Regions from separate parts of the Mus musculus genome. Here regions 1, 2, 3, 5 and 6 are each linked to region 4. The links are chromatin loops, found by intact Hi-C in ENCODE. Cell type or tissue: heart. All regions are shown on one strand. Links, peaks and the distances in the headings refer to the core of each region. The heading gives the core; the rest is flanking DNA.

Evidence for each region. Hi-C counts contacts between places; a loop is a spot of excess contacts. Peaks named below come from ENCODE experiments on the same cell type or tissue, not always from the same donor. Only the 100,000 strongest peaks of a DNase experiment are listed, where the experiment ranks them.
Region 1: it touches region 4 in a loop (2.9-fold over the local background); 6 of 42 quality-filtered maps call a loop at or near these places.
Region 2: it touches region 4 in a loop (10-fold over the local background); 16 of 42 quality-filtered maps call a loop at or near these places.
Region 3: it touches region 4 in a loop (5-fold over the local background); 30 of 42 quality-filtered maps call a loop at or near these places.
Region 5: a loop joins it to region 4, with 8 times the contacts of the local background. A loop is called at or near these places in 25 of 42 quality-filtered maps.
Region 6: a loop joins it to region 4, with 2.3 times the contacts of the local background. A loop is called at or near these places in 7 of 42 quality-filtered maps.

The regions. Positions count from the first base shown.
Region 1 is chr7:67,059,621-67,064,846 of GRCm38, forward strand. Adamts17 (a disintegrin-like and metallopeptidase (reprolysin type) with thrombospondin type 1 motif, 17) reads left to right here. Exons shown (of 23, transcript NM_001033877.4): 16 at 2,446-2,526. Among named protein-coding and RNA genes, the nearest start is that of 1700112J16Rik, 160 kb to the right of the region's middle. In heart, for the core only: a CTCF peak has its summit at 2,349; no DNase peak of the experiment used is centred there.
Region 2 is chr7:66,708,745-66,713,970 of GRCm38, forward strand. It overlaps Lins1 (lines homolog 1), which reads left to right. Exons shown (of 8, transcript NM_152815.2): 5 at 550-691; 6 at 1,415-2,002; 7 at 3,129-3,300; 8 at 5,057-5,226. Among named protein-coding and RNA genes, the nearest start is that of Lins1, 21 kb to the left of the region's middle. In heart, for the core only: a CTCF peak has its summit at 2,621 (motif pointing right); no DNase peak of the experiment used is centred there.
Region 3 is chr7:66,837,090-66,842,315 of GRCm38, forward strand. Adamts17 (a disintegrin-like and metallopeptidase (reprolysin type) with thrombospondin type 1 motif, 17) reads left to right here and starts at 2,646. Exons shown (of 23, transcript NM_001033877.4): 1 at 2,646-2,822; 2 at 3,159-3,529. The coding sequence starts at 2,747. Gm33627 (a long non-coding RNA gene) reads right to left here and starts at 2,702. Exons shown (of 4, transcript XR_391554.2): 1 at 2,618-2,702; 2 at 1,623-1,707. In heart, for the core only: CTCF peaks have their summits at 2,446 (motif pointing left), 2,653 and 3,554; DNase peaks (open chromatin) are centred at 2,552 and 3,412; H3K4me3 peaks cover 1,521 bases; H3K27ac peaks cover 1,044 bases; H3K27me3 peaks cover 771 bases.
Region 4 is chr7:67,196,790-67,202,015 of GRCm38, forward strand. No RefSeq gene overlaps it. Among named protein-coding and RNA genes, the nearest start is that of 1700112J16Rik, 23 kb to the right of the region's middle. In heart, for the core only: a CTCF peak has its summit at 2,825 (motif pointing left); a DNase peak (open chromatin) is centred at 2,852; H3K27ac peaks cover 592 bases.
Region 5 is chr7:66,818,271-66,823,327 of GRCm38, forward strand. Cers3 (ceramide synthase 3) reads left to right here. Exons shown (of 11, transcript NM_001164201.1): 11 at 3,420-5,057. The coding sequence ends at 3,572. Among named protein-coding and RNA genes, the nearest start is that of Adamts17, 19 kb to the right of the region's middle. In heart, for the core only: no CTCF peak of the experiment used is centred there; no DNase peak of the experiment used is centred there; H3K27me3 peaks cover 446 bases.
Region 6 is chr7:67,048,962-67,054,187 of GRCm38, forward strand. It overlaps Adamts17 (a disintegrin-like and metallopeptidase (reprolysin type) with thrombospondin type 1 motif, 17), which reads left to right. Exons shown (of 23, transcript NM_001033877.4): 15 at 2,956-3,076. Among named protein-coding and RNA genes, the nearest start is that of 1700112J16Rik, 170 kb to the right of the region's middle. In heart, for the core only: a CTCF peak has its summit at 2,601 (motif pointing left); no DNase peak of the experiment used is centred there; H3K27ac peaks cover 291 bases.

The DNA of each region.
Region 1 (5,226 bases), core at 588-4,587, 140 kb before region 4:
CTGCCTCTGCCTCTGCCTCTGCCTCTGCCTCTGCCTCTGCCTCTGCCTCTGCCTCTGCCTCTGCCGACAGAGGCACACATTAAAGGTGTGTTCCACTACATCCAACCTGGGCCTACTATGGTTATATTATATTATATTATATTATATTATAGTTATAACATATTATATATATATATATATTAAATAAAAATACATTCATTTCATTGTATAATTCACAAACTGAAATGCAGAATAGTATATCTATTCCTGTTGTAATCAAAAAAGAAAAAAAGGGTGGGGGTAGTATTTAGCATCCATAAGAATCTTTTCAATTGAAAAGACATTTGCTATGGAATAGATTACTATCACTTGTGATGCAGTGAGAGTCTTTATGTCCTAAAGATTTAATAGCTCTCATCATAACAAGTTAAAGAAGATAACCCATTGTTTTTGTGTATCTGTTAAAATTGTGGTATTATTTTCTCCCCAACAATAACAGACCTCAGAGCAATTAAACAGAATCAGAATCTCCATGGCTTAATCCAGCTGTTTTCAACCTTCCTGATGCTGTCCCTTTAATCCAATTCCTTGTGTTGTGGGGACCCCCAACCATAAGATTATTTCATTGCCATTTTATAACTGTAATTCTGCTACTATTATGAATTACAATGTAATGTAAATATTTTTGGAGAGAGAGGTTTGCCAAAGAGGCCGTGACCCACAAGTTGAGAACCACTGATTTAGTTGCTGTGTAAATCTGCATTTTGCAAAATGATATTCTTGTTACCTCATAAACATACCGTTGCCTTTTACATAAACATTTGTGCACATCATGGCTGCATTTTAAATTCTCCTTGAACACTGAAAGCATGTATAGCATCAGATTAACAGAAAGCACGTGTGTTTAAATGCACGAGACATGTTGAAAATTAAAGCATTGAAATATTTTTAGTGTGATGTGATATAAGTTAATTTTAGTTTTTAGCTTGATTAGGTTGTTTCAATGATTGAGCACCATTTTAAAAATAAAATGGCATCTATCTTGGGAGAAATCAAGATGTAAATAATTCCTCCAGATAGTTTCTGGCCTTCCTGTAGCTGGGCCTGGAAATCTCTGTTTTTACGTGACCACGTTGAGACGTACAGCACCCTCCCAGAGGCTAGGTAAATGCATGATACCTTTGTCTGGAACCCAAACATGGGTGTAAATGGTTACCAGTCTGCACCTCAGAATCCCAGACCACATTGGATCACTTAGTGACATTACGCGCCATTCCCTGACTGGATCTCTGATGGTGTCTAGGCATTTCCACTCTGAAGGGTCACTTACTACCCTCGTCCAGCTCCGTGAGCAGACAGAGCAGGCAGAGCTCTCCCTCTACATGGCAGTAGTCAAGGAAGCAGGCAAAAGTATAGGCTGTAAAAGCCACAGAAGCCAGTCACCAGGGCAGCGGAGGCAGGAGGTGGTGCGGAGCAAGGGAAGGGCATGGTTTCATTGTAAGATGACTCCCTCTGCTTTTGTTATGATCCTGTGGACATTCAGGGGAAAGGTAAGCTTAGACAGAGCATGAAGGAACTTTCCAGCAAAGGAGTGAGACCAGAGCGTTCCTTATGATGGGGTCCAGGCAGCTGCAGCAGTGTGCTGCTGGCTGGGAGGCACAAACAAAAGGAACTTAGGTTCTTGCCCTGGATAAGTGCATGGGCAGGGTTGGTCTGTTCTTCTCCTCTGGCTTTTGGTGGTGTGCATTCTAGTGTTCCTTACCTTGTGCAAGATTCAGCTATCTCCACTGTCATGTGCTCATGGCCTGTGGCATACCTGTGTACAAATCTTTCCTCCTTACAAGCTATTTTAAGCCAAAATGGCTCAGCAGAGAAGGGAGCTTGCCACCAAGGCTAATGACCTGAGTTGATCCCTCAAAGCCACATGGTGGAAAGAGAGGATTGAGTTTCCCAAGGGTCCCCTCGACATCCACACATGCAGCGTGACATGTGTATCCCACACACAATAAACGAGTAAATCTAATTTTTTAACAAAAAGGTGTTCAAACTAAGATCCTGCTGAATTTGATATGACTTCACCTTAGCTAAATATGTGTCCTATTTCCAAATAAGGTCATACTCTAACACACACAAACACCCGCATATCTCTATAGGTTTGGATTTTTATCCTGACTAGTGCACATTGCCCTCTGTAGAGGGCCTGGGTTTGAGGGTTTCAAAATACATGTTCAAGAGAGGGGATTGCAACACAACATAGAATACTTACCAGTGGAACAGCCAAGACACTGAATGGTCTTAGAAGATAGAGCTCCACGTGAGTTGGTGCTCAATTTCTCAAGCTGTATCAGCATGCAGTCTCTGAACTCACCACAGGGGGCATAGTTGGGCAGTTTAAATGGGGATTCCATGTGGGCCTCTGATCCCAGACGGCGGTGTGCTTCATCTGTATGTCATATGTCACCACAGGTTATATCGAAGCGGTTGTCATTCCGGTTGGAGCTCGGCGGATCCGTGTGGTGGAAGACAAACCTGCTCACAGCTTCCTGGGTAAAACAAAACTCATTCAATCAAAGTTCTGCCCTCTGAGTTGATTCTTACGACTTACGGAGGCTTGTGGCTCCGACATTAAATCTTTCTTCCAGTTTTATATATGTGTGTGTGTGTGTGTGTGTGTGTGTGTATACATACACATACATATACATACATATATATATGGAGTGCATATATATATATATATATATGTGTATGTGTATATATATATATATGTGTGTGTGTGTGTGTGTGTGTGTGTGTGTGTGTATACCTGTACTCCCTATATACCGTCTCCCAGGTATAACCCTGGTGTTATAACTGCACGTTCATTAGAAAATCATATGTACCCAAAATGGACCAGACAGCACTTTTCACAGGAAGATCCAAGCTATGTTATGGGGGAGAATCCAGTTAGAATCATCACTTTTGGACAGGATGGAAAATAAAAATGTGGACAAATCCATGAGACACTGGGGATGTGTCCCTCCTGCAGAACCCAGGCAGTTATCCCAGGCAGCAGAGACCCATAGGCCACCCTTCAGTGAGCCCCTGCAGGCTGCCAAGGGCGCTGGACATGTTTCTTGCTGCAGAGAGAACAGTGGTCCTAAGCTGAGTGGGACACAGAACAGCACTGGCCCTAGCCAAGCCCTGGGGACCTAACTTCATAGTGACTGGCGAGCTGACTTCAAGCACAAACACTTACATAGCTCTAAAGGGTTGAATTGGATCCTGACTGGTGCTCTTTGCCCTCTGTAGAGGGACATATTCACTGAAACTCCTCCTAGCTAAAGGAGGTCCTCTGAGTGAATGATTCCAGTCTTGCTGTTAACCACCCAGCAAAGATCAGCCTGGTCCTTGAGCATCAGGAAGTAGGAGCACTGCACTGAACTCCTGAGTATTGTTTCCGCAGGCTTCAGGAGGAGAACACTCATTTCAGTTTCAAGGGCTGCTCTTTTCTTGGTTCAGTGGGACAGAGATGTTGTTACCCATATCCTTTGGTAAGCCAGAATCCCATGGTCCTTGTTCAGGTTAAGCTAGACATGGCTGATCTCTTCAGGGGCCCCTATCTCAGCCTCTGTCATGAGGTGTCCAGGGAGTGGGGGAGAGGCATAATTGCCAAGTGTTCAGGGTGAACCAGAATCACCCACGAAACCTTTTTATTTGAACTTTCAACACTGACAGAAAAAAAGAAATTGTGTCTTTGACCATGTTCCTACCATTTTAGGTTACACAAAAGTATCCATGCCATTCTTAGAAATGGTCACAGCTTGACTTAGCTCTGCTGAAACAGGCACAAAACTCATCTCTAGCAGGTGCATGTTAATCAAGACCACAGCACCATTACATAGAGCCTAAGATGATGACGATGGTGCTATTATAGAGCCTTCGGTAGCAGTGCTGTCCTTTCCATGGAGAAGACATTCCCAGGTATACTGCCCATCTGTCCCTGAAAGAGGCAAGGGTGTCCCAGCCCAGCCTACCAAGCTGGACCACCACATAGAACAGTGTTTATGAATGCTGCCTAAAACAAGCCTTATACTGCTTGGGGCAACTTTCTCAGAGTGGCAGTCCTCTGCTAAATTCCCAGAGATCCTGCCCCTTTCCACTTACATGAGAAAATGAGTCAACGTCTGCAGTGTTGACATCATTAGTCTTGTCTCTTAGTGTCACCTGCAAATTTACCTTCCCTGGCTGATGCTCTGAGAATGAATCCTTCTGCCGGGGAAGCATGTTTCTTTCCCAAGGGCACAGCATTGAGACTCCACAAGAGATCAAAGTCAGCTTTCACCATCACCTCACAAAATGATGAGCCCAGTAGTCTAAGAGCTCACCAAGCTCTAAGTGCACCATGCCAGTTCTTCCATAAAGCAGCAAAGTCCATCCTTGGATTCCCAAGATGCCCCAACAGCCATCTTCCCTGACCCATCTCCATGAGTCTGGGAGAAGTAATGAAGCCACCTCCATTTCTGCTCTTCTGCGGAGTGTAAGCATGGCAGAGGATGGAGCCAGAGTTAACAAATCCTAGGATATAAAGGAACTCGTCAATGAGACCCACATGATGGCTTGCTGTCACAGTTGGCCCTGACAGCTCTACCGTGGAGGCCTAGAGGCCCCATGTACAAAGGGAAGTAGTAACATCCACATTTGTGGTTCCCAGTCACTGGGCAGTGCAGCGCTTTAGAGACCTGAACACCCCAGTCCGCCACAGAGCATCACTCTGCTGGATTTGCAGATAGCAAGCAAAAGCCCCAGGGGGGCTTCCTTTCATGCCCAGCTCTGCACTCCACCTGAATCCATTTCAGTCTGGAGCCTCTCAGAATCTCCAGTGGAGTCTAATCAGGACCATCGGTCGACTGATGGAGATGACATTTCATTGTGTGTGACTGCCAGTCTGTATCCCAAGAGGATTGGCTTAAATGCCTGAATGACTTAGCTCCCCAGGAGCAGTGCCATGCCTCCGTGGGAGCTTGGAACCAGCTTTGGTCCCCTTATCTTACCCCAAATTCATAACCCAGTCATTCCAGCCCTGGCACACAGACAGGAGCAAGCCTGAAGGTGGTCCACGCTCCCTGGCTATGTTTCTAGAGTCAGCTCCAGCAGGCCGTGTTTCCACTCAGGGCTGGGTGCTTGGAAAGTCAACCCAGTTTCATTCTGAATTACTCTCACATTCGCTGGGAGCAGTTCCTGAAGAATTTCACCCCCGCCTACCTTCAG
Region 2 (5,226 bases), core at 615-4,614, 490 kb before region 4:
TTAGTTATTTCTCTTGAGTGTTTTAAAGTTCACATATTTGAGTTAATAAGATACTTTCACCCACAGTAAAATGCAAATCCAAAAATGTAGGAATGAAATAAGATCCCCCAAAAATAAAGAAGAAAATGCTTTCGGAGGCCACCTGAGGCCACCTTGTGCACTTGCACACACACGTACCTGTGCTTGCAAACACACGCAGATCCAAGCATCTATTGTCTTCCTGCTCCAATTGCTTTTTTCTTAAAATAACACTTTGAATATGCAAGGTGTTTATGGTAGAATATTTAGATAGTAGAATGGAGAATAAAGAAAAGAAAGACATTGTGTATCATTACTAAATGACATGTGGATATTTTCATAGTTGTTTTTGATCCTTCACTTCTATCCTGTGTTGCCTTTCCTGCCTTAAAGAGTATTAGAATATTTTCCTTCTTTGTTTTGTCAGAGCATACTTTTTTCAAGCAAACAAGTAAACAACATTTTGTATGTTGTGTGATAGTTTTTTATTACAAACAAAATAATAACTACCCCTTTTCCCCTCATTTGTAGAAAATGTTAAGTAATTCCTGGGTCACTTTCTGCCAGAAGCATCTCTCGGAGTCCTCTGAGAGTGGTGAAGCAGTGCGTTGCCTCTGGATCCTTACAGCTGTGATAAAAGAGATCCTTAAAGACACACATTCACAGAGAGCAGGTAGAGATGGCCTGTCCACAAAGGATTACCACCTCAGGGGCTGGGCATTTATAATGAAGAGTAAGACTCATGTTATACTCATCTCTCTTGAAGTATGGAAAAATCTACGATCTTGCCCGATTTTTTTATTGAACATAACCTTGGAGTGGCGTGTGGTGTATGTATTGGGTGTATGAACGTATGCGTGTGGATATGTGTGTGCTTGTAGAGGCTAGAAGTCAATCTTCGGTGTCTTCCTCGATGCCTTTCCCATATATTTATTGAGCTAAGATCTCTCAGTGAGCCCAGAGCTCATGCGCTGAGCCAGGATGGCTGCCAGTGAGCTCCAGCTCTACCTCCCAGCACGGGTGTTACAGTTGTGTGCCACCATATCTGACTTTTCTGTGACTGCTAGCCATCCTAACTCAGTAAGCATGCTTACGCAGCAAGCACTTTACCAGATGAACTATCTCTCGAGGTAACCTTTTAAAAAAGAAATGAAAACTTAATCATCAACCATCTCTTGTAAAGTCTGCCCATATTCATAAAGCATGCATTAAGTTTTAGTAATTAGCTGTTAATCTGTGTATTCTCAGTTGGTCTTATTAGAGGTAACTAGTCTTAAACCTATTTTTTTTATCTTACAACGTTATTTACACACACACACAGATTAAATTGTAAACTTTTGTTTTAAGAAAGCTTTTGTTCTTCCTGTTGCTTATAACTCCTGTTTTATAATTACAGAAAGTCTAAAGCAGCTCTTGACTCCTTTTGACATTACTTTTGAAGTGTTCTACAATTCCTTATTTTCCCAGCATTTTGGAGACTTCCAGAGCCCCTCTAACTTAGCCAGCAGCCTGATGTGCTTTCTGGAGCTGCTTGAGCTTCTCGTAGCCTCCAGAATCCACCTGAAACTGCACTTCAGGAGCCAGAGGATGCTATTTTTGAAACCCCATGCTCTAGATATTCTTGCCTGGCCTATTCCAGCTTTTATAAAAAGGAAGTTGGTTATACTCGTCAAAAAGTGCCTTCTCTGTAAAGTGGGCGAAGACCTCTGCCGGGAACCTGCGCCCTCCCTGATGTCACCAGATCACCTTCTGGACAGTGACATGCTCACTTTAGCTGACACACTTCTGCACGCTGTACATGTGGGGTTGTGGAAGGCACTGGCTGTTTCTGGAAAGCCTTCCTGCTTTGGAGGGGATGAAGTTCAACCTGGATGCAGACTCAGGACTGGTCCTGATCACGTGACCCTGAGAGCAGCAAGCTTAATTACAGTGAAGTCCTTAGAAATCAAGTCCCAGAATTGCACCTCAGCAGCTGAGATGAAAGGTATTCTCTAGGCTCCTTTTATTCAAAATTCTATACAATTCAGTTTTCACTTACGAAGAGGACTCATGACTATTGAGTACTGAGGCTAGTATCAGTTCAGTAATTTAGCTGTGTTTTCCTGGCTAAACTTAGGAAATACTTTTTAAAGGTAAAGGGGGTTGTAAGGGACTGGAATTTCAAGAAGCATGTGAGCTTTTTTATACAATTAACATGCATTGGATAATGAGTACAAAAATAGTTGCTTTTTGAATCACTACTAAGCAAATGGAAGTCAGCTCATATTTAATTATATTATTCATAAAAGCACCCAGACTATTCATATTGATTACTGATAATCAGAAGTTATGTTGACACTATTGGGAAGTTCTGTTGATAAAGGAATTGTTGCACATTACTTGAAAGTGACAGTCCGGGTTGAGAGTGCCTGGAAGAGTAGTTTTCAATGTGGTGTTGAAGAGGACATGTCTTCCATGGCACCAGGGAAGTGAACAGTGCAGGTCTCCAGGCAGGCTGCCTGCAGTTACTAGGAGAGAGCATTGATTTTTCAGCTATGGTGACCTCTCAGGATGATCTAGGGATCCTAGGATGTTTTAATTAGCACGATTACAGTTTATAACACTAGGTGGCATCTGTTACATAATTCAGAGGTTTGAGTTGCAGTTAAACTCCCAGAAGTCTAGATTTTTGCCATACTTGTACTTTCTTTTGGTTCTTAAACAAACAAAAGGAAGGAAGGAAGGAAGATTTTTCTGTCGTTTTGAAGCTATTTCTTTTTATGACTTAGCAGTCTATAGTTAGCAGAAAGCTGTGGTCACCAAGGAAGAGGCCTTTGCCCACTCAGTTTTACACCCTGCTGTCATCGTGAGATCACATAGTTATCTCTTAGACAAACAGTGACTCGATTTTGGCAGGTAGATGCCCAGACCGTACCTTTTAAACGTGTGTCCTTCCATAAGTCACCTTTGCTGTCCTCATTTCTCCATTGTGGATCAGATAATACCTCGTCTAGGGCTTTCTGAGAGTGTGGATTACAGTAATGCATACACAAATTTGCATATGGACAAGATGGTATTTGTGTGTTTATAAGCAAGCATTCCCTGAACTTCGACATTTCTGTCATTTGAAGTTGCCTTGCAGACGTTCATGTCCGAGCTACTGGCCTTCTTAAAGCCTCACCTCCAGCCCTCTCTACAGCCACACAACCCATGCGAGTGGCTGTCCAGGGTCTTCATAGAGCAGGACGATGACATGCTGGAGGCTGCCAAAGCCTCCCTGAGCATCTACCTCCAGCTGACCAGGTCTGTGTATTTCTAATAACTTGGGCTAGAAACACACACATCAGAAAGTGGGTTTCTATCTGGTGCATTATTCTTTTCCCTACTGGGGTAGACTCTCTTGTGATTTCCTCCTGCTTCAGCTCTGCCTTGCATGAAAATGGATGCGATTTGCATTATACTCAGGTATTGCTTGTGTGAGCAGGGGAAGCCAGTACCAGCTCTGAACCTCAGCTGGTGGTTAACATTGTTTTTAAACCTCCAAAACTACTTGTCTGAATTAAGCTTCTATCTGCTGTGTTTTGCCTTGTCAAAGCGACTGCAAATATAGAGAATCAGAGGAGCTTTTCCAAACTGGCATTTCATACACTGACACCTGGGCTGTTCCCCCTGGAGGCACATTGCTGGGACACTGGCACCCAATTGTGTTTCTGCTCTATCCTTGCAGCAGTGTGAGAATTGTTTCTGAAGCTGACAGTGCTGATCCTTTCCATTATTTCAGCCCTGCTTCATTTCCCTCTCCCTTGGCCTGGGAGAAGGGCTTTCACACTAATGATTGGCAATGCAGCCTGTGCTTGCTACATTAGGACCCGCTGGCAATAGCTCTCTGTTTCTTTCTCTCTCTCTCTCTCTGTGTGTGTGTGTGTGTGTGTGTGTGTGTGTGTGTGTGTGTGTGTGTGTGTATGTGTATAGTGTGTGCATGTATGTAGTGTATATGTGTGTGGTGTGTGTGTGTGTGTGTGTGTGTGTGTGTGTGTGTGTGATTAATTTGCTGAGGGCAGCAATACTGCTTTCCATCTGTGAGTGGGGCCAGTTTCAAAGGTGTCACTCAAGTGCAACACTCAAAGTATTTCAAAGGTTCTACTCAAGAAACAGAAGTCCTGGTAGTGTATCAACTCCTGATGGAAAGTTCAAGAGTGGATCTTGATTGCATTGGGCACTGCCCTTTTACTCCTCCTCTGGTTTATGTGAGTCTCATTGCTTTCGCTTTGGTTCACAGTGTGGAGAGAGGGAGATTTCCACGCCTTGGGTATGAAAATGTCACCATGCTAAGGTTTTCTTGTTTGTAAATGACAGAGACCAATTCAAATTGTTTTAAACAAAAATAGAAAAATTTTTGAGGCCTGGTTGAGAGCTCTAAGGGCATCAAATTGGCATCAGGTAAAACTGTGTATATGTGTGTGTCCGCATGTGTGTGTACACATCTGTCTGTCTCTTGTGTCTGTCTGTGTCTCTCTGTGGTTGGATGTCTATATATGTGTGGTTGTTTCTGTGTGTGTGTGTGTGTGTGTGAGAGAGAGAGAGAGAGAGAGAGAGAGAGAGAGAGAGAGAGAGAGAGAGAAATCATGCTAGCCATTATTTTTCCTGATTATGATCTCACAGACTGACTCCTCCTCGGGTCTGGCCGCCAGCAGCTTCTAGCTTCCTTTTTATCAGTCTTAAAGTTGTAATGTTTCTTAGCTGTAGAGATATCTCTGGGAGGATCTGATTAACTGTGGATCTAGAGGCCATGTTCTGACTGGTCAGTCTGGGGTCACACGTCTACCCCTGATGAGATAGTTTGGTGTTGCATTTTAAACATGGACTAAGTCGTCCTGGAGAGGGGGCTTCTGATGTAGAAGAAAGGACAGAAGGCTTTTGTGCAGACAGAAACTAAAACTGGTCAGTGGTGAGCAGATTCAGTTTTGATTTGTTTCCTTTTAAAGCGATATGCAAGTAAGTGTGCAAACATGTTTGTAAAGACCTGTGAGCCTGAGCCCTCCCTTGTCTGCATTTTCAGAGAGTGGGATGCTTCGGCAAGTCTGACCCAAGAAAAGGAAGCATGGATCCGCTCCACACATGGACATGGCTGTAACCCTCACTGTGTTTTCTTATTCTTCTTGAAGAATGTAGCATTCGATTCTACTGTTCTTCTCGACTTCTTGATATCCTCAGAGACCTGTTTCCTTG
Region 3 (5,226 bases), core at 415-4,414, 360 kb before region 4:
AGCTTCTGGCAATCTCTGTCTTATACATTGAACCATATGGTAACTTTATATTTAATTTTTTGGGACATTTCTCAATACTTCAAAAGAGACTGCCCAGTGTTACTTTCCCACTATGAATGGTCAGATTCCAGTCTCTTCATTCCCTCACTGACTATGGTTCCTTTGCAGTGGTTGGTTTTAGAACATAAGACAAACAGCATGTAATAAACAGCCTCTCTCTGCTTATTTGAGCCCAGCAGAGCTCTGATATTAGCAACTAAGTGTATTTGTTAGACACAGTCTAGTTACAGAGAGTTGGTCATGGTTTCTCTGTGAGTTGTGTCTTTCAAAGCATCCTTCATTGTGGAAGAACACTTTGAGCGGCATACATACAAGAGGAGAGACAGCATTGGGCTGCTGATCATCTGGCAAACGTTTATTAGTGTTCCTATGCATCAGCAATGCCTGGGGTGCTGCGTACAGACATACACATTAGCAAGGTGGGGTTATCTAAACAACGGAGGCCTTCCATGTCCCACTGCTTTCTCGCTTACAGAGGACTATTTAACATCTGGCCCCTAATCATTGTTGTTGTTTTTAATCCAACCTCCATGAACTTGCCAAACTGAAACAGCTCCAGACAAGAAAGAATGACAAACAATGAAGGGAGAGGGGCATGGGTTCGATGCTTGCTTAGCACATTTGACAGCTGGAGTGTTGTTGGGGTAGTCAGCAGAGAAGACTGCTCACACGTGGGTTTAAGCCAATAGAAAGTCTATCAGCAAGCCGGCAACTACACAGCATGTTCAGGACCTCAATGTAGTCCTGAGCCTTCTTCAGGGTGAGCTTTTGAGCATAAAATCCATGTCCTGGGTTGATATACGGTTAATGAGAACAGTTAGCCAGAGGCAGAGCTACAGAAACCAAAGAGCAAGGTTAGTAGTCCATTTAGAGACTTTCCTATAACTATGGTTGTTATGGGCCTCTGGTTTGGTTTTGGAGGGTGATGCTGAGTTTTACAGCCTAAACAGTATCTCCATCCTGGAGTCAGTTGTGCTAATATCTGGGGCCCTGTTACAGGAGGAGTCTCTGAAACATCTGATTTAATCAATCACTTTTCTTCTTTTATTCATATATTCAGTAAATCTAACAAAGTGCTAATGGTATGTCAGGTATCTCGCAGACCCTTGTTATTATTTTCAAGAGTAGTCCAAATGATTAGAAGTTCACCCTCCAAGGGGAGGCAGTATAGCTTAGCTCCTTGATTTACAGAGAAAAAACTGAACAACTCTCAGAAGAAAAACATTCCTGGGCTGTCAGAATAGCTAGCTGCTGTCTGACCACACACACACACACACACACACACACACACTCACACAGGGCTAAGGCTTCTCCTTTTCTTCCTGTTTCCCATGACATGGTTGAGGTCACAGTCAAATTCTCATGGTCAAGTGAGGCAAAGCCCTACTCATTCATAGCCACCAACAGAGCCTGACCCATGCTGCCAGTCACCCGAGGGTGCCAACCGGTGAGTGACAGCCACTAGATCAGAGACTGGCTCGGCAGCACATTCTGTGATACGCCTTTGTGGAGAGCTGCAGACAGCTTACCAGGACAGGGGCACCAAACTTAGGGAAACTCACCAGTGTTTACCTCGTCTCTGGATGCTTTCTGGTAATTCAGCCCTGTGATGAAGTCTGGATCCTGTGATGAGGGGTGAGTAGGGGCCTTTTTGAAAACAAGCAAGCAAACAGACAAAAAGGGAGAGATGAGGAGCCATCTGTGACTGCTGTGGTATCCCTGTGCTCAGTCAGTCCTGCTATCTGTAGGACAATTTTAAAGAGGCCAATGGGATTACCCATAGGGGTCTGCTAGGGATAATATCTGGCTAGATTCTGCTGGAAAATTGAACACTCATTCTGTTCGTGAAAGGCTGGGTTCAAGTTCAGGCTCTGCCTCTCAGCTCTCCAGGGTCCTGCGATGCAAAGCGCAGCTAATATACCTCCCTAAACACACCTGACCTAAAGTCAGGATCACAGACACAAGACACGGCTCTGACAGATACTAGCTGTCCAATTTAAGCAGGCTCCTTACATTTCCTTTTTCTCAGTTTCCCAGTCTTCAGGGGAGTGTTATTATGCTCTCACCTTCTTGGATTCTGTGAAAGTATAGACTGCAAGAAGCCTGCGGGGTGTGGACAAACACCATAGATATAGAAGTCAGGCATGAATTCAGGTGTGCTAGGAACACTGGGCTGCGTCTTTCCAGCCCAAACTAATCAAAAATAGGAGTCACTTCAATACATAGAGATTTTCTTTTTCTTGTACTGAACTGGTTGGTCTGGCCTATCTTCCTAGGAAGCCTCAAAGGTGATCTCCCAAATGTGAACAAACTGAAGACCAGGCTGGTGTCCTCCTGGCTGCTCCAAGATGCTGCAGCTGAGCCGGCTCGCGCCTGCCACCTGGTGTCACAGCCTACCTACTGCCTAGAAACCACGTGTAAGAAAGTGCTTACAACCTAACTACGCACGTTGGTTTCGACCGGCCCTAACCAATACGGACAGGGAAGGCGGGGCAGAGAAAAGCAAAAGCCCAATCACCGCCTACTTTCCAAGGAGAAGGTGGGGCTTAGTATTTACCATGTTGGGTTTGTCCGCAGCGCTAATTACTTTTTCCAAAGGCTGCAGGGCTGCACTCCGGTTGGCTTCGCCGCCTCGCGAGTCCCTGCTCTATCACTACAGTCTTGGGGGCTGCTGGTCCCAAGTACCATGTGTGACGGCACCCTGCTGCCCCCTCTCGTCCTGTCCTTGCTGCTGCTGGTGTGGGGGCTGGACCCGGGCACAGGTAGCGTTCCTAGCTCTCGCGGCCACCTTCCCGGTGCCTTCCCGAAGCATCCCGGCGCCCGGGTGCATAGGTGGACCGCTGACAGCATCCCCTGAGGAGGAGAGTGAAGGCCGCGGCCGGAGAACTGGTCTCTGGTTCCCTCTCGGCACGCGGATGGCGAGCTGACCCCCGGTGCGATCGAGTGGCTTCGCCAGCTTGGAGAGGCCCGGCTCGGGGAGGGAAGGGAGTGCGGGGTCACGGCTGCGCGATACCCACGGAGCCTTGCGAGTCAGCGCCGGAGCGGCCGGCAGCCCTGGTGGCCAGGCTGGTGCTGACGCGTGTCCTCTCTCCCCGCAGCTGTCGGCGACGCGGCGGCCGACGTGGAGGTGGTGCTCCCGAGGCGGCTGCGCCCCGAGGACGTGCACCTGCAGTTGCTGCCGGGAGCAGCGGGGCTCCGGCGGTGGCGGCGACCGCGAGCATCTCCAGGTGGCCATCGAGCAGGGCAAGGAGAGCGCGCCCTGCTACTGCACCTGCCGGCCTTTGGGCGCGACCTATACCTGCAGCTGCATCGCGACCTGCGTTTCCTGTCCCCAGGCTTCGAGGTGGAGGAGGCGGGTGTCTCGGGGCGCAGCGGACATCCTGCCGAGCTGTGCTTCTACTCCGGACGAGTCCTGGGCCACCCGGGCTCCCTCGTCTCCCTCAGCGCCTGCGGCGCCGCCGGCGGCCTGGTATTGCCCGCGCCCCCTATGGGTCTGCCTTGCCCAGTCTGTTACTTCTCCTGGGGTGGTCCCGCGGAGGGCTGGGCGGGAGAAGACCTACCTTCCCATCTCCTTCACTTGGCCCTTTCAGACTGTGCCTTCCTAGGAGAGAGAACACAGGGGAAGGCCTGTTATTGTCCTGGCTTCTGTTGTGTCCTGAACCTGGCCGAGGTGGGGTTGCATTGAGAAATTAGCTATAGCTCACCTAGAGGAAAGAATATGAACCTGTCGTTCCCACTCTGACAGCATCAGCACAGGTGTGTATGTTTTCTGCACGTTATGGGGAAGCTCTAAAGTGTTCATTCCCTGTCTAGGAATGGGGTATCTAAGCACTTCTCTTCTGTCCCTTGAGCCTTCTTACATTAGGAGGGGACCCCAGGCAGGCCATGGTTAGTCTCATTTTTGCTAGCTGAAAAGGTAAGACCAAGAGAGGAACTGTTGTCAGTATCTCTAGTGCCTTACTCTGCAGTAGGTATTTATTTATCTGGATGCTCCCTCGGTGAGAACTGTGCGGTGCTCACCTGTCCCAGGGGAAAGCCCTGCTCTTACTCTTTTTCTTCTCGAAGACCTTGCCTCGCCTTGTTGAGACACCTGTGACAAGTGCACGGAGAGGCACAGAAGTTTGGGGTGGTTTTGCTGTCTTTGTGCTCACACTTGAGCACTTGGCTACGTTGGTGCCCAGCCAAGTTCTTCTCTGCTTCTCCAGGGTGCCCCCAAGAAGAGCACGTGGCTGGCAGATGGTTTGCCCTCCCCACCCCCCAAAGCCTGGCATCACTCAGTTTACAATGTCTGTGCTGTTTCCCTACATTTGTCACAGCAGACCTCTGGGGTAGTGGGCCAGAGAAGCCACCCCTTCACTTGCTTTCTATCACCACCTACACAGCCAGGAGCACAGCGTGAAAGCCCAAGACTCCGAGATTTTGCTCGATACTTCTGCTTTCTTAGTACTGGGTCAGGGTTGGGGGACCTGTGGATGTAATTTCTGAGGAGCAGCCTAATTTTCAGGAATCTTTAAAGGTCTCATTTCAGGGTATGGGTTACTTTTGTTTAACTGGGAGACATTGGTAGTCTTGGCAAAAGAAGGCAAAGCAGATTGTGGTGGGGTCTGGTAGGTGTTATCGTTGAACGGGGGGACAAAGGGTGTGGGCTGTGGGCGAGGAGGCTTAAGTGGAGTGAGAAAGGCTCAGATCACTGTAGGACTCGGGTCAGCGCTGTATCATGTTCTGGGAGGGACTCAGAGGCCCACATCATTTCTCCCATTTTTTTGCCAAAGTGTTTCAAGTCTAGGTCACACCCCCGTACGGTGCATAGAAACATCTGAATCCCATTTGCTGCGGTTTCGTGAGTTTCTGGAGAGGTCAGAGTTTATACTTCTTGGTGTAAAGTTTCCAGCGAGGAGCTATCTGTGAAGGAGCCCAGGCTGGAAATCTGGAGAACATTGATGTAGAGTCCTCCCAGAGTGGCTGCTCAGCCTCCTCTCATGGCATCTGAGCCAACTTTTCAGGAAGACTGCGCTGCCCTTTGGCACCATGTGAGGGCGCTGTGCCTTAGAGAAAGGAACCCGGCCAAGACTCTTGAGTTCACCCCAGTTGCGGGTGGAATTCTAAGTCTTTAGATTTTTCAATTCCAGTTTGAGGAGACACTGCTGTTGTTTAGTCTGCCTTACT
Region 4 (5,226 bases), core at 382-4,381:
AATAAAATAATTAAAATAAAAACCCATGATTTGAAAATGTACAGTAAATCCAAATAGATAGTTCTCAAAAGAAGACATCTATGTTTGAAAATGTTCAATATCAGAAAATATTGGGAAAATGCAAATCAAGATCCCTTGAGCGATCACCTCACTCTAATAGGAGTGACTACCAAGAAAGAAGAAAGAGAAAGAAAGAAAGAAAGAAAGAAAGAAAGAAAGAAAGAAAGAAAGAAAGAAAGAGGGGGGAGAACAAAAGAACGAACTACTTTCCAATCCAGCAATCCCGCTAGGAACAAGATTTGTAGACCAGGAGGATGAGGTCAGTATATTGAAGGCACACCTGCACTCCCATCACAACAAGCCAAGCAATGGAAACAATCTATGTGTGTGTGTCCCCTGATAAGTGAACTTCTTCAAAATATTTCCCCCTTCATTAAACGTAAATTCTTTTCTCATACAACATAGCCTGAATCTAGTTTCCCTTCCCCCTGCTCCTCACAATCCTCTCCGCCTCCTCTTCCATCGACCCACTCCCTTTCTGTCTCTCATTAGAAAAGAGCAGGCTTCTAAGAGATAACAACCGGACATGTCAGAATAAAATACAATGAAATAAAATCAAAGCCATCATATTCAAGTTGGACAAGAAAAAAAAAATGAGACAACAGAAAAATAAAAGAGAAGGCATAGGAATCAGAGACTCATTCGTTTACACACTCAGGAGTCCCAGGAAAGCACTAAACTGAAAGCTGTAGTATATATGCCAAGGACCTTGTGCAGACCCCTGCAGGCCCTGCGCTTGTTGCTTCAATCTCTGTGACTGCATATGAGCTTGGCTCCTTTATTTTTGAGGGTCTAGTTCTCCTGGTGTCCTCAATCCCCTGTCTCCCTGTTCCTTCTGTCTCCTCTTCTACAGGGTCCCCTGAGCTCTGAGAGGAGGGATTTGATGGAGACCTGTGTGATCCAATGTCTCTCTCTCTCTCTCTCTCTCTCACACACACACACACACACACATATCTGGATGTGGGTCTCTGGTTTTCTTCCCATCTGCTGCAGGAGGAAGCCTCTGGTGAAGGAATGCTTAAATGTGTTTTAAATGTTAAAAATCAGTGCTGATATATGTATATATCTATACCTATCTATAACCCATAACTATTATGTCCAAAATAATGATTTCTAGCAAATATTATTATATAATATAGATATACTTATATTAATAACTAAGCCAAACACATAGAGGCAAGTACTATGTAACTGATCTCACTCAAATATGGATGCCTAAGACGATGATCTTCCAGAAGTTGGGAGTTGAAGAAGGAGAAGAATAGAGTTGGCCAATAGGAACCAAGTTATAGTTAAGAGCAAAAGATACTGATGTAATTTACACATTAAGTTAACTATAGATAAGGATAGTGTACTACACATTTCTAAACACTACACAATGTTTTAAATATTTCTTTATAAATAAATGATGCTTGATGCCATATGTTTGCCCTGACTTAAATAGTTCACAATGTATCTTTTATTTTGAAGCCTCACAATTCATAGATAGATACATACAAATTTTTGTTTTATCACTTACACACACACACACAGAGAGAGAGAGAGAGAGAGAGAGAGAGAGAGAGAGAGAGTCAAACAAAACTAAAGCAAGTCACAGATTGGTGACCTACCTTTCTGCCTTAGGGAACTAGAAGCCCAGAGTAGCAGAAGGAAGGCAATGATCATTGTTAGATTGAGGACAAAAGAGAGAACTTTGAAAATCAGTGAACCACAGGCTCAGTACTTTGTAAAGATCAACAATATTGAGACCCCCTTAGCTGGACCATGAGTAATGAGACAGTGCAAATAGTCAAATCCAAACTCACAAGCCAGCGTGTGGTGTTAGCTGGTGTCTGTGGATCCTGTGTCATTGGACACAGAAGTCTACACTTGCACTGGAGTGGTGACACACACTGCACCCTCTGCCCCAGACTCCTCTGGGCCTCCTGCTCTGGCAGCCAGTCCTAGAAACTCTTGCTTCCTCTGCCCTCTGAGGCCCATAGGACCTATATGTGCATCTAAGATGGGAAGGCCCTAAAGGGACAGTTGGAAGGGGAAGCAGATGGAACTGCCCCTTAGGACCTGCTCCTGCCATGCATGCCGCTCCACTGCCACCTCTTTCTCTCCCACCTTGGTCTGCTTTTTACTGTTCCAGGATGACACCGGCCCACATGGCTAACCCAGAACAGTCCTATCCCAGCTGATCAGTCCCTTGAACTGCTTCTACACTGTAGTTCTTCTGTGTCATATAAGGCTGCTTTTCCAAAGGTTCTAGGGACTAGAGTGTGGGCACATGGAGGGCACTGCTCTGCCTTCTACAGTAGGAGACTTCAAACCCTTTGAACAGGGTGTCAGTAGCTGGAGCCTTCAGGTCTCTCTGAGGTACCAGCTTCAAAGGGCCCCCAAGTACCTGGGCTGGATAAGTGACCCTAACTGTGGAGCTACACATCTCTAAGTCCTGGGACAAAGACCAGCTAACAAGTGAGTTTCTTATTCACCAGCATGGCTTATACCTGAAACAGGTGCCTTCCTGGTTCTCTCTCTCTCTCTCTCTCTCTCTCTCTCTCTCTCTCTCTCTCTCTCTCTCTCTCTCTCTCTTTCTCTGGGAAGCTACATCCTGTATTCGAGGAAACTGAGCCGTGGATTCAGGGACAATCTCGACCATGAGTGTTGAGTAGAAAAGCAAACTACTCAGGTTCTCACGAGCTCCTACATTTTGGGTGAGAAATACTAGATAAGTTTGAGCTCACGCGACGCTGCAGTGCCCCCTGCTGGCCTGGAGCCTCCCATACAGTTCATCCCATGGTCCATTCAGTACCTGAGCTACACCTGAGCATGCCGTGCCTCTCAGCAGAGCATCCTTGTTCCATATTCAGGCAATCCAAGCAGGATAATGCCCCTGGGTTTGGAGGCTGGAGGCCGGTGAGTGAGTTTCTTTAACAGACTTACACAGTGGCATGTGGGTGGGGCGTGGAAGGATCACCCCGGTTTTCATCTGAACAACTCCTAAGGCAAATATTTGACCCCGCCAGCTGAATGTGGGAGGCAGCATCATTGAGGGTGGACATATTCTGAAAGCATTCTCTCTCTCTCTCTCTCTCTCTCTCTCTCTCTCTCTCTCTCTCTCTCACACACACACACACACATACACACACACATACACACACACACACACGCTCAAGCATGTTCCTGTCTCCTGGATACATCTGCATTGTGTGTAGTCCTTCCTACATAAAATACAGCATATTTTATTAATATTATTTAATTTCATCGTACTATGCTTATCATCTATCTGGTACCACATACGTGTATGCATGCACACACTCACACAGTCTTCTATTGATTGATACATCTTACCATTTAACAGGGTTGCCTTACAAAAAAAAAAGTGCCTACTCGACGTTCACTGGCTTCAAGGAGTTCACATTTAGTAATCAAGTTGATTCTTAAAATCTAAAACAAGGGATTTTACTCTACATTTGACAGAATTAAAACTCACCATGAGGAACTTATGTAATCTATGTGAGCTGGTAGGCCAGCCTGGGTCAACCGTCTGCTCGAACTCTAGTTACTGAATAAAACAGAGAAGACATGAAGGTATTATCTGTGCCGCCTTAAGTCTTTTTACTAAATGATGAGTAAACCTAATTCACATGGCATAACAGCACACTGTGTCTGCTCAAAGTTCCCCCAAGACCCTCAAACACTAGAAACAGAAACTGAAGGGAACTATTTTTAGGTACAGCTAAATGTATTTACATCACATCTGAATACTATGTATACATTTACAGTTCTGCTACAACAGCAATATAGGAGGAGATGTGGGCCATTGAGAGGCTCAGCAGGTAACCCTCAAACCCAGGTAAAGATGGAAGAGAGAACTCACCTCCTAAAGCGTTCCTCTGGTCTCTACACATGTGCTGTGCTGTGTTTGCCCCCCCCCCACACACCACCCCCACACACACCTCACACACCCCATCATGTATCCATACACACACATACACACAGTAATAATTTTGAAAAGAATCTACGACTTAGAAAAGTAATTAAAATTATAATTCAAATAGATGGATTCAATGGAAATTTGAACTCAACTGAAGAACTAGGAACTGGGAGCCCAAACAAAGGAGATAAATAAATAAAACGGTAATAAAGTGTATTACTAATATATTAATATATATTTATATTATGTATAATAAAGCTGAGGCTAAAAGGTTGGGGAACAGGAAAAGGAATGTCTGAGACATTCAGGACACCATGAAAGTGCCTGCGCTGTTGACAGTTAGGAGCCAAAAAGGAGAGAAGAAAGGGACAGTATAGAGGTTGTGTATGGAAAGTTCAAAGAAAAGAAATTTTAAAACATGATGATAAGCTATTAAACTGTAGATTTGAGCAGCACTAGAGTCCCAAGAAGAATAAAAACATAAGATTAAAAACAATGAGATAAAACAGTCATGGGCCAATTTCTTCCCTGTGGTGTGTGGTGAAAATGCAGGTTTTTTTTTTTTTTTTTTTTTTTTTTTTTTTTTTTTAAACAAGGAGATCCAGGTGTGCCCATGTTCTTTGTGACAAAGAGTATTTTGTCCATTGAGTGAGTTTGGCATCCTTGTCTAAACTCCATTGGCTTTCCCTGGAAGGACTGTCCTGGATCAGCAGCTGGAGCACACTGATCTACAGGGCTGGTTTCGGCTCCTTGTGGTTTAGCTACGGGGCTGGCCTCGGTTACTTGTTGTTTAGCTTTGTGATTGTGTATTTTTACCATAGCTTTGCAGTAAGTTTTGAAGCAGGAAGTTACGAGCCCACCAACCTTGTCTTCACTATGTTCTCACTACTTGGCTACTCGGTCCACTTGGAGTGCTGGGTATTATGCAAACATTTTGTCTGTGTTTGAATCTAAGTAAAGAAGACAATTGTATGGTCCTAATTTAAATATTCATTTATGATACAATTTGCAAAATACATGAAAGTCAAGAAGAAGGAAGACCAAACTGTGGATCCTTAGATCCTTCTTAGAAGGGGGAACAAAACACCCATGGGAGGAGTTAGAGAGACAAAGTGTGGAGCAGAAACTGAAGGAATGACCATCCAGAGACTGCCCCACCTGGGGATCCATCCCATATACAACCATTAAACCCAGACACTATTGTGGATGCCAACAAGAGCTTACTGACCAGAGCCTGATATAGC
Region 5 (5,057 bases), core at 1-4,000, 380 kb before region 4:
GACTGCAAAGCTCAGCTGAAAAGCCAGCACTTTGTTCTTCACCACACACTTTTTCCTGAGCCTTTTGTGAGAGCAAAGGGGCTTGTTGATGAGGAACTTCGTAAAAGACATGGCAAAAACGTGTTCATCCACCTTTGGCTATGGGTGGATATTAATAGTTCATCCTAAAGCAGTACTTCCCAGTCTGTGGGTCACAATCCATTGAGGGGGCGTGGGCATCGATGGAGCCTTTCACAGGTGCTGCATATCTGAATCCTACATCCTGGATATTTACATTATGATTCTTAACAATAGCAAAATTACAGTTGTGAAGTATGGATGAAGTAATCTTATGGTTAGGGGGTCACCACAACATGAGCAACTGGATTAAAGGGTTGCAGCATTAGGAAGGCTGAGAACGACTGTTCTAGAAGAACCAGGAAGGTTTTAGAGAAAGGTCAGCTGAATGCTAGAATGCTTTTTTTTTTGCTAATTCTAGGAGCAAGTGATCTCAAATGGCCAGAATACTAACAGAATAGTAATGGAAAGTCTTTGGCGGGGACTGCCAAGACCTTGGGGTGGGGCCTGGTAGGTGAGGAGCACACATCTCGTGATGGGCATGAGACCCATGCAGAGTCCTCCCAGCCCTGTGGCTGCGGAAGCACAGATCCACCAGTCTATTTTTCAAAGGTGTGGATCCTTGTGGGTATGCTATAGTTTCTTGGGCCTCTGGTGATTTGTAGAAGGTCCAAGGCCAACAATCTGCATGAGACAAGTTCTGAGGGCCCAGAAACAGAACCTGGCATTTGGGTTGGAATGCAACAAGTGAGAAGCCCGGTGAGACAAATGGAGGTGGCTGGTTCCAGGGATGCTGTTGGTGCTCGTGCTGACACTCAAAGCAACAGGCTGTGCTGGAGAAAATGCTGGTCTTCACCACGGGTGTACACTCCAGGAGCCCCCTAGACAGAAAGCAGTTGGGTTCTTATTTCTATCATGAATGTTAACTGCTGGAAAGATTTACAGCTGTGCTTTCTTTCCTAGACTATAGATTGTGGTCCTTATCTTAAGCTTTTCTAACTCCAGCTCATTAGAGAATTTCACTCTTCTAACATCCCTTAGCTAGTGTCTGTTCAAGTGGTACATTGTAAGTCATGAATGAGTTGATAAATCTACCCATAAATCTTGAACATTTGTGAGTGTATGTGCACGTCCTAGTGTGTATTGTTTCTTATTTATGTGTATCTGTGTGTGTGCCACAGTGTATCTGTGAAGGTTGGAGAACAATGTCAGGTATCCATCCTCACCTTCCATTTTGTTTGAGACAAGGACTCTGATAATTACCCATCACTGCCTAAGCCAGTCTGGCTGGCCCACACACTTCTGGGGACTCTTCTGTCTCCACCTCCCATCTTGACAGAGAAACATAAAGATAACAGGCTAGTTAGGGTCTGTCTCTGACTTCAAGAGGTCCTCAGAATCCAAACTCAGATGATGAGAGGCTTGGGCAACTTTGACCACTGAGCATCTCCTCGGCCTTTGAACATCTTTTTTTGGTGTTTGTTGGGGCCTTGTTACATAGCCTTGGCTGACCTGGAACTTGCTCTATAGATTAGGCTGGCCTTGAAGTCACAGAGCTCCACCTGCGTCTGCCTCCTAAGTGATAAAATTAAAGGCATTCTCCACCACATCCAGATGAACATCCATTTTAACTGAAATAGAATGAACATGCCAGTCTTTGTCTAACATAATACAATTATTTATTAGAGATGGTTTTTATTCTTTTAAAATGTATACCTAAAGGCCAACCCTGATGGTATCAAGGTCAAGGTCAGAATGGGTTTGGGGGTGGTGGTGAAGAGATAGCCAGCACTCAGCCAGTGAGGAAAAGCTGACTCCCTCAGATCTGGGTCACAGGGGTCCTCTGTCTCTCCCAGTGATTACACCACCCAGCTCCGTCCAGCAGGGGACGGTAGAGCTCCGTGTTTGCGCCCTTGCTGTGTGGTGGCTTTGTCAAAGTCACTTACCTGCCTCAAATCTCCTACATTCACCTTTGTTAGATTTCTGTCTATTAAGTAAAGAGGATATTTCATATGTCCAGTCATCATGATGGAGAATATTAATGTTCATACGGACTGCTCAGTCCAACCTGCCCCTTTGTAAGCCCTTTAAACGTCAATACTGTTAGTTATAGTAAAGATGTCACATGTAAAACAAAATTGGACTTAAAGTAGCATTTTATTAATGTTTGAGTCACACACTTTTGAATCTCTATTATTAGATCTTTCGCAGCAGACAAACACCTGCATATCAACCTAGCACATTCTTATTGGCAGGAAATCCACAGTCTGGGCTTTGACTCATTGTCAGAGCCAGCAGTTCTGGCTTTACTGGCCTGAACTTTAATTCCTGGGTAATATTGAACCCCTCTAAACAGAAGTTTAAACAATACTGCAACGCCCCAGCTGTCATAAAAGCAGAACAATGAAAGACATTTCCAACAACTTTGTATACTTACGGGTGAAAAGTGTGTGTGTGTGTGTGTGTGTGATTATCCCCGAAAGCATAGGCCAACTGACAGATGCTTGTCCTGTGCACATTCTTTCATGGATGGGAAGGCAGAAACACAGTTGACACAGGCGTGACACTGCTCAGATGTCACTGGTAGTTTTGCCATTAATATCTGATTTCAGGAATTGTGAACCCCTGAACCCAACAGAATGTGATCTTATGACTGCATGCACAGTTGCATTCTGGGAGAATTCAGAATAGTTACCTGTTCCTCCCTGTCTGCAGAACGTGACAAATGTGGGAGGGAGACAGCGTCCCTTGAGTATATTTTCTTCTTATTCTAAGTTGAGTGTAGGAAAGACACTGTGGATTGGCTAAGAACCTGAGGTACTAGGTCGTATCCCCAGCAGAGTTTGAATACACACACACACACACACACACACACACATATATATGCCATTGCCATAATCAAGTTATCTTATGTAGTAAATGTATCGCCTGCCCATATGTATATGTGTTATGTAACCAAGGAGGGCATTACAGATGGCTGTGAGCCCCTATGTGAACAGTGTGTGTGTGTGTGTGTGTGTGTGTGTGTGTGTGTGTGATTATCCCCGAAAGCATAGGCCAACTGACAGATGCTTGTCCTGTGCACATTCTTTCATGGAAATTGGTGCTGGAAATTGAACCCTGGTTCTCTGCAAGAGCCACAAGTATTCTAAACTAAGGAGTCCATACTCCAGCCCTCGAATTTTTAGTCTTTAAAAATCTGCTTCTGACTTGTGCCGTGGTGTGCCCTAGGAAGGTTAGTGTGTGGGCATGGAGGCTCCTATATAACAGGAGCTGGCTTTCTACCCTCGACCTCTGTGTGTGCTCATGAGATGCTCCTCCAGCAATGCTGTCACTCATGGCCCATTCTGTCCTTTGCCTAGAACGTCCAGGATGTGAGGAGTGACAACGAAGAGGAAGAGGAAGAGGAGGAGGAAGAGGAAGCAGAGAGCACCAAGGGCAAAGAGACAGAGTATTTGAAGAATGGCCTTGGGACCAACAGGCATCTCATTGCCAATGGTCAGCATGGCCGTTAGCTTGAAGCACAATGTGGCGCCAGGACACTGGGAGGCCGGAACTGCTCCTCTATCCACTGCTGTGGACCCACAGAGACCCCATTTTGCCTTTTATTTTATTTTATTTTATTTTATTTTATTGAGATGGAGTCTCCTATGTTGCTCAAGGTGGCCCCCAACTCAGTCACCCTGACTGTGATAAAATGTTAAGAAGTGGAATACCCGTGGATTGGTCAGCAGTTAAGTCAGGCTGGTCAGAGTTCAGAGATTTCTCCAGGCAGGGTCAGTTCGTCAGTTGTTGTTGTGTTTCCCCCCTTCCAGAATTTGAAGCACTTGACTTTCTCAGGAACTCGTTTTCTCTGAACTTTTTTTTTTTTTTTTTAAAACTTACCACCTTGTACATGCTCCATGGTTTGACAAATGTCCAGGTTACCCACTTTCTCCTGGTGGTTGGCCACAGTAGCACCTCATCTTCCAAAAGTGTGTTTGCAGTGGCAAGAGAGCAGTTAGAGCCAAAGGAGAGGGCAGGCTGCCAGGGCTCCTGAGCCACCCTGGGCAGCCGAGGTGCTTCTCTGCACAGGGCCTCTGAAGGCATCTGCTCTACTACCTCACAGAGTTAGAGTAAGGACTGGGTGAGTTGACAGGAGTGCTCGTGTCCCCTGCAGGTGTTAGCGACCCCTCACTGCACTAGAATTCCAGCTTTGACAAAAGAGACAACCCTGGCTGAACTTTGTGTGAGAAGCTCCATCTTAAAAATGGCTCTTAATGTGTAAGATACCCGGAGGTACAAAGGCCCAGAAGTTTGTTTCTGTTTGTGACTATGTTGTTTCCAGGGATAATTCTCAGATGAGCCCAGAGCCTTCCTGGCAGGGTCCTGGCGTAGAGGGACGTGAGTTTCGGTGTCAAGCTGCCCTGTGCTGTCAGCCCCGATCCCCATCCTCAGGCTCACAGAGATGCCATGGGCTGAGACGGTCACTCGGGAGCCACTGAGGAGCGTGGGGGGGTCCCGGAGAGGTTGCTCACTGAGCCATATTACCCAGGAAGCCAGCCCCAGGGTGGCATGCCTGGGAGCTTCAAATTCTGAAGGAACTCTTAGAAGCGGAAAGAGGAAGCCATGCTGTGGTCTCAGGATCTAACACATTCTGACCACTGCGCAGTGAAGAACCCAGAAGGCCGCCAGGCACCCTAAGTCACAAAGGTCCTGTGCGCACTAAATGGTCTGAGAGTTTCAGTTTTTAATTTTTAAAATTGCGTGTTTTTAAAACCTTCAGGCTAAGCAAATACGAGCAAACAAACAAAAACTCTTCAGAATTCTGTTCCCAACAAAGTATCTTGTTAAAGAATTGTAGGAAAAACAGAAAAAAAACAAGCCTTAAATTAATATTTGTTTTTATGAGCACAGTACCATGTGCGTTATATCTGTAATGTGATCTCATATTTAAAATGTCTCTACTTACTCTAGGGCATAGTTGTTGAGTTTATTGTTCTTACTTTGGTAAAAGGTCT
Region 6 (5,226 bases), core at 803-4,802, 150 kb before region 4:
GTTCATGCTGAACATAACTTTAGTTCCTAGTGGTCTGTGCCAGTGGGCACAACCATGGAATTGGATTTAATCTCAGGTTTTTCAACCTGAGACTATTCCATGTACTGTGACAATGGATTTCTCAGGTCCTTGCCCAGGTATTGTCAGATGGCTCAGTGGTTCCAGGCTAGAATGAGGTGCTTATCATTTTCATGCCATACTGGTGATGTCTGACTAGAATTTGCAAGTGGGACTGGAGCAGCTTTGGAGATGAAATGATCCACTAAATCCAAATGTTGTCTAGAATTCCAGAAAGGTCACACATCAGACTCTGACTATATGTGTCTGGGGAGTAGAGCAAAAATTGGGCTCAAGACTTTTGGTTGTTGGTTGGAGTCTAGGGAAAAGGTGAATTACTGAGAAAATCAGAGAGAAGCAGAAGGTTGGCTCAGAGTTGGCACATGCTCAGTTGGCCATGCCCAGGCAGCTGGGAAGTGAGAGAGGCAGTTGCAAGAGCTGGGAGAGAAACAGACAAGAGCTGTAACACATTCTGACATATCTGCTTATTTCTGCATTATTTTCTCTTTCTTACACACCTTTGTCCTCAGGTTAGACATGGTAGGTCCTCAATAACGGCCTTGGATGGATTCTGTCTATAGATTCGACTGACTTTAAATGTAAAATACTTCAGAAAAAATGTATTTTTTCCGAACGTATGCAAGTTTTTTCTTATCATTATCGATTTATTATCATTTAATTATAAATAATATAAACTTATTTACATTTATTCATTACTATATCTACTCTGAGACGATTGAAAGCATGCAAGAAAATGTGTGTAGGTTCTGGGTAAACACTTCATCATTTTCTGTAAGGGGCTTAAACATCCCTGGATCTTCCTATGTTTGAGGAGTTCTAGAACCAATTCCCAGTGGATATGGAAAGACAGGTATACACAGATTGAAGGTACTGTGGGTGGCACACTGTGACAAATGCTAAAGAGAAGGTCAAAGAGGAGGAGGACAAAGCCTCTGCTATTAGGTGTGCTGACAGGAGGATGTTTGCTGCTGACAACAGGGCAAAGCTTCTAGGCCTGGGATCCAGGATTCAAATCAGTAGAAACCAATGCTTCTCATTCCTGGGGCAAAGATGTCTTTTGCACATGGCCTGCACATGGTCCTCTCTAGCACATGGCACAATCCAGCACGTGGCACACTCCAGTACACAGCACACTCCAGCACACAGCACACTCCAGCACATGGCTTACGCATGGTGCACTCCAGCATGTGGCACACTCCAGCACGTGGCTCTTAACTAGATCTCTTCGAACTTAAGTCTGCATGTGATATAGGAACTGCCTTGACCAAAGAGAGCTTATGCGTAGCTTGCCAGTTCCATGACATCTTGCACTTTTTGTTATTCCACGAGGCATTCTTGTCCCTAACTTTTCCAAAAGAACAGCAACCTGGCCAGTGCATGTTGGCTAGGAACTTGGGAGCTCAGAAGTGTGTGTCCTGAAGATTCCTTAAGGGCAAACGAAAGAGTAGCCCGGGACCAGCAGGGTGCTGTGGGAAGGCTTGAGACCATTTACTGTTTGGAGTGTCCTTGGGTTTGGTCATCTTGTTCTCTTGGAACACTGAGGCTCATAAGTGCAGTTGTTAAAGCTCCAGTAACACTCAGAAATCATGACTCTAATTGTGCTTTATGGTTGCTTCCATTTCGAAAGAATCATGTCTGTCCCTGCCAAGCATATAATAGACTTCTTTCACTGACTTTAGCAAAGGGAGAAATGTCCTGTTGGCAAAGTGCTTTGGCTGTTTCCCTTCAGGCCTCAGATTTGCTGCTGTTCTGACAAGGATATCTCTGCAGGCCTGGCTTCCAAATGCAAAAGGTGACATAGGCAGAACTAGGAGGCCTGGCTCAACCTTAGAACCAAAAGTTCACCTAAGAGTCCATCTGACTTCAGCCTGAGAGCCCGGGGTTCACCTAAGGGGCCATCTGACTTCAGCCCGAGAACCCGGGGTTCACTAAGGGGCTATCTGACTTCAGCCTGAGAACCCGGGGTTCACCTAAGGGGCCATCTGACTTGCATCTTTTCAGCACTTGATGTGCAAAGTTCCCTTCACTGCTGTTGGGAAAAGCTATGGGGACCAAGTGGGATGTTTATGTAGAGCACACAAAGCTGCTTAATCAGGAAAACCTAACTGAATTTCAAGATAAGCAGCCAGCAATCAAGCCAGAGACTTGCAATGATAGCATGGGAGTGGATTAGAAATCACAGGAAGCCAGTGGAAGGAAGAGCTACATCGGAGACCACATGACAGAAATGGGGAAGTCGAAGGAAGCAGGTCCCGGTGACATGAGAGGCTGGGGTGAGAGGCCCATTCTGACGCCAGCTTGTAGCTATGCCACTGTTAGCTTGGATAGTAACTGTGAGACTTGGAGGCAGGATACAGAACCTTACATGCAGTTTTAGCAACGGGATATTGGCTGAGCCTTCTGCTCTGAGCAGATCCCATGATCTGTGATGCTCTGACTCTCAGCTCTGGTCGGTTTCTATTGAGCAATTTCACAGAGTAAGAAGTAAAGTATGGCATGGTGGGACCACGCCCCCCTCTGGCTACCTGCTTCACCACCCTGATGTGTCTGCTGTGAGGCAGAGGTTGGTTGTCCTGCTTCTCAGAGATGTGTAGATGATACCCTGTGGGTATTTTAGGGTAGCAAGGCTCCTTTATTCCATAGTACATGTTTTCAAATACATTTGATAAATTCATAAAAAGATAAAAAAGACAAAACAAATCTGTATTCTGGTTAAGTTTTTTTTCTCTCTCTTCTGAATTTAATAATAACTAAGATGTGACAGGATCCCCCCCCCACCAGGCACATAGCCTCTCAGAGAAATCAGTTGTGCAGGGAATCAGCTTCAAAACATCAAGGAATCTTAAACACAGATGAACCAGCCCTTTGGTTTTCTAGAAAATTGGATGTGACGGCATCATCGGATCTGCGGCTAAAGAAGATAGGTGTGGTGTCTGCAGCGGGGATGGCAAGACCTGCCGTGTGGTGAAGGGTGACTTCAGCCACTCCCGGGGGACAGGTGAGTGCTGGGCCCAAGGGCTATGTTGGTTACGGGACTACTGACACACATTTTACCTTTCATCTTCTTTGCCCCAATGCTAATGGTGGTGTGGCTTTTTGTATATCACCATCCCGATGCCGAGTGTTCTTGATCTTTCCATCTGTACCACCTTTCCAGCCCTGGGCTTCTTGGTCCAGAAACAGGAGGCCATTTGCTGGTCTACTGTCACAGAGGACATCAGCTTATGGCCTTCAGTCGGGTGAGGAGTGGGGCATCTGTGGGAGAGAACGAGGACGAGTGGACAGTCTACAAAGCGACTCCCAGACCTTCAAGGGAATGAATAAATCTAAGCTGGAGTACATCTATTCTAATCCCTGAACGTGGCTTTGCATAGCAACATGTTAGTTCAGTTTGACCCATTGAGAGAACAGAATCATGGTTTTAAGTCCTGCCTTGAAGAACAGCCCATAGGATAAGGCAGAAGTCTGGCCTTCCTGTGTGGATAGAAAGCTGGGTCTATAGGTCCATCCCTTCTAGAAACTATCAAAAGGACACACTAGTCAGAATCTTATGAAAGCAAACCCAGAGGTAATAGCAAATGCAAATTTAAATTTAAAAACAGAATTTCAGGGCCAGGAGATGTGCTTGCCATGAAAATTGAAGGTAACCTGAATTCAATCCCCCAAGCCCACATGGTGGGAATAGAGAACCAACTCCCACAACTTGACATTTGACATCTACATACACACTACATTTGTACACACCACACATAGACACACATACATGTACATACACATGATTTTTATTTTAAAGTTGAAGTTGACAGCCGGGCAGTGGTGGTGCACACCTTTAATCCCAGCACTTGGGAGGCAGAGGCAGGTGGATTTTTTAGTTCGAGGCCAGCCTAGTCTACAGAGTGAGTTCCAGGACAGCCAGGGCTGCACAGAGAAACCCTGTCTCGAAAAACCAAAAAAAGAGAAAAAAGTTGAAGTTGACACCCATCACATTGCTCCAGAGAGAAGCAGAAGCTACCAGTAGGATGAGTTCATTTGGGGGGGGGGGGGGACTTTGCCCTCTGGACCTGAACTGTCCTATGCAAAATGCACCGATCATTCAAGTCTACCCAAATTTAAATCATAACTGGCAGAAATTAAACTAACTTAGAAATGACGGCCACATTTCAGGTTCCCCATTGCCAGCAGGGCTGGTGGGTCTCGGGTCAGACAGAGGACATCCTTGTCATAGAACGGTTCCTTGGGTAGCATAGCCCTAACACTTAGACGATTGCTCTTTGCTTTGGTGAATCTGATACTGTTTCACCTCTGGGCACCCTGGATTTGCCTTGTGTAGTTATCATCGAAGTCGGGAATTAAACCTTCCCAGTTGACAAGGGGTTACTATTTAATCCTGACTTCTTTTGATTAAATATAATCATTTGGAACCCTATTTATAATCACCAAGATGGCTCAGCTAGTAAAGAAAGGCACTTGTGACAGAGGATGGCCTTGCTGGACATCAGTCAGTGGGAAGAGAGGCCCTTTGGCCTCCAGTGTGGAAAGGTGGGAGTGGGTGGGTGGGTAAAGAGGAACACCCTCAGTTGTGGGGAACTTCTTTGGGGTAACTTTTAGATTAATATGCTTTCTTCTAGCTGCTTGGGGGTACAGAACCCATAACAAACTTCAGGGAAGGGAAGCAAGCATTAGCGTCATCTACCTGTGAGCTTGTTGCTTCTGAGCAGCTGCCCAGTGCCATACATTAGTATTAAAGCACAGTCAAGGGTTTGGCTTTAATTTTTAAACCCTTCACCATCAGAATCTGTGAGCATAAGATCACATCAGGGTGGATTTTATTCATTGAAAGTCTGTGTGTGATGTTCATTTCCATGTGATTAGCTATTGGCTGCCTAGGATTTAATGTGCTAGACTGCATTAATGCAGAATGTGGATACTGGGTCAATGCATCCTGCCTCCTCCACCCCACCCCACCCCCTAGAACATTTATTTGGCATGCATACATTTCAATATCAGATATACGGACTATCAAAGTTAACAGTCACCACATTAGTTACAGTCAAGGTGAGGCACCTGGCCAGGGCCCTTGTATAGTTATAAAAGGTGACTTAAGACAGTGGCAGCCAGGGTGAAGAGAAGACACTCTGGCTAAAGGTG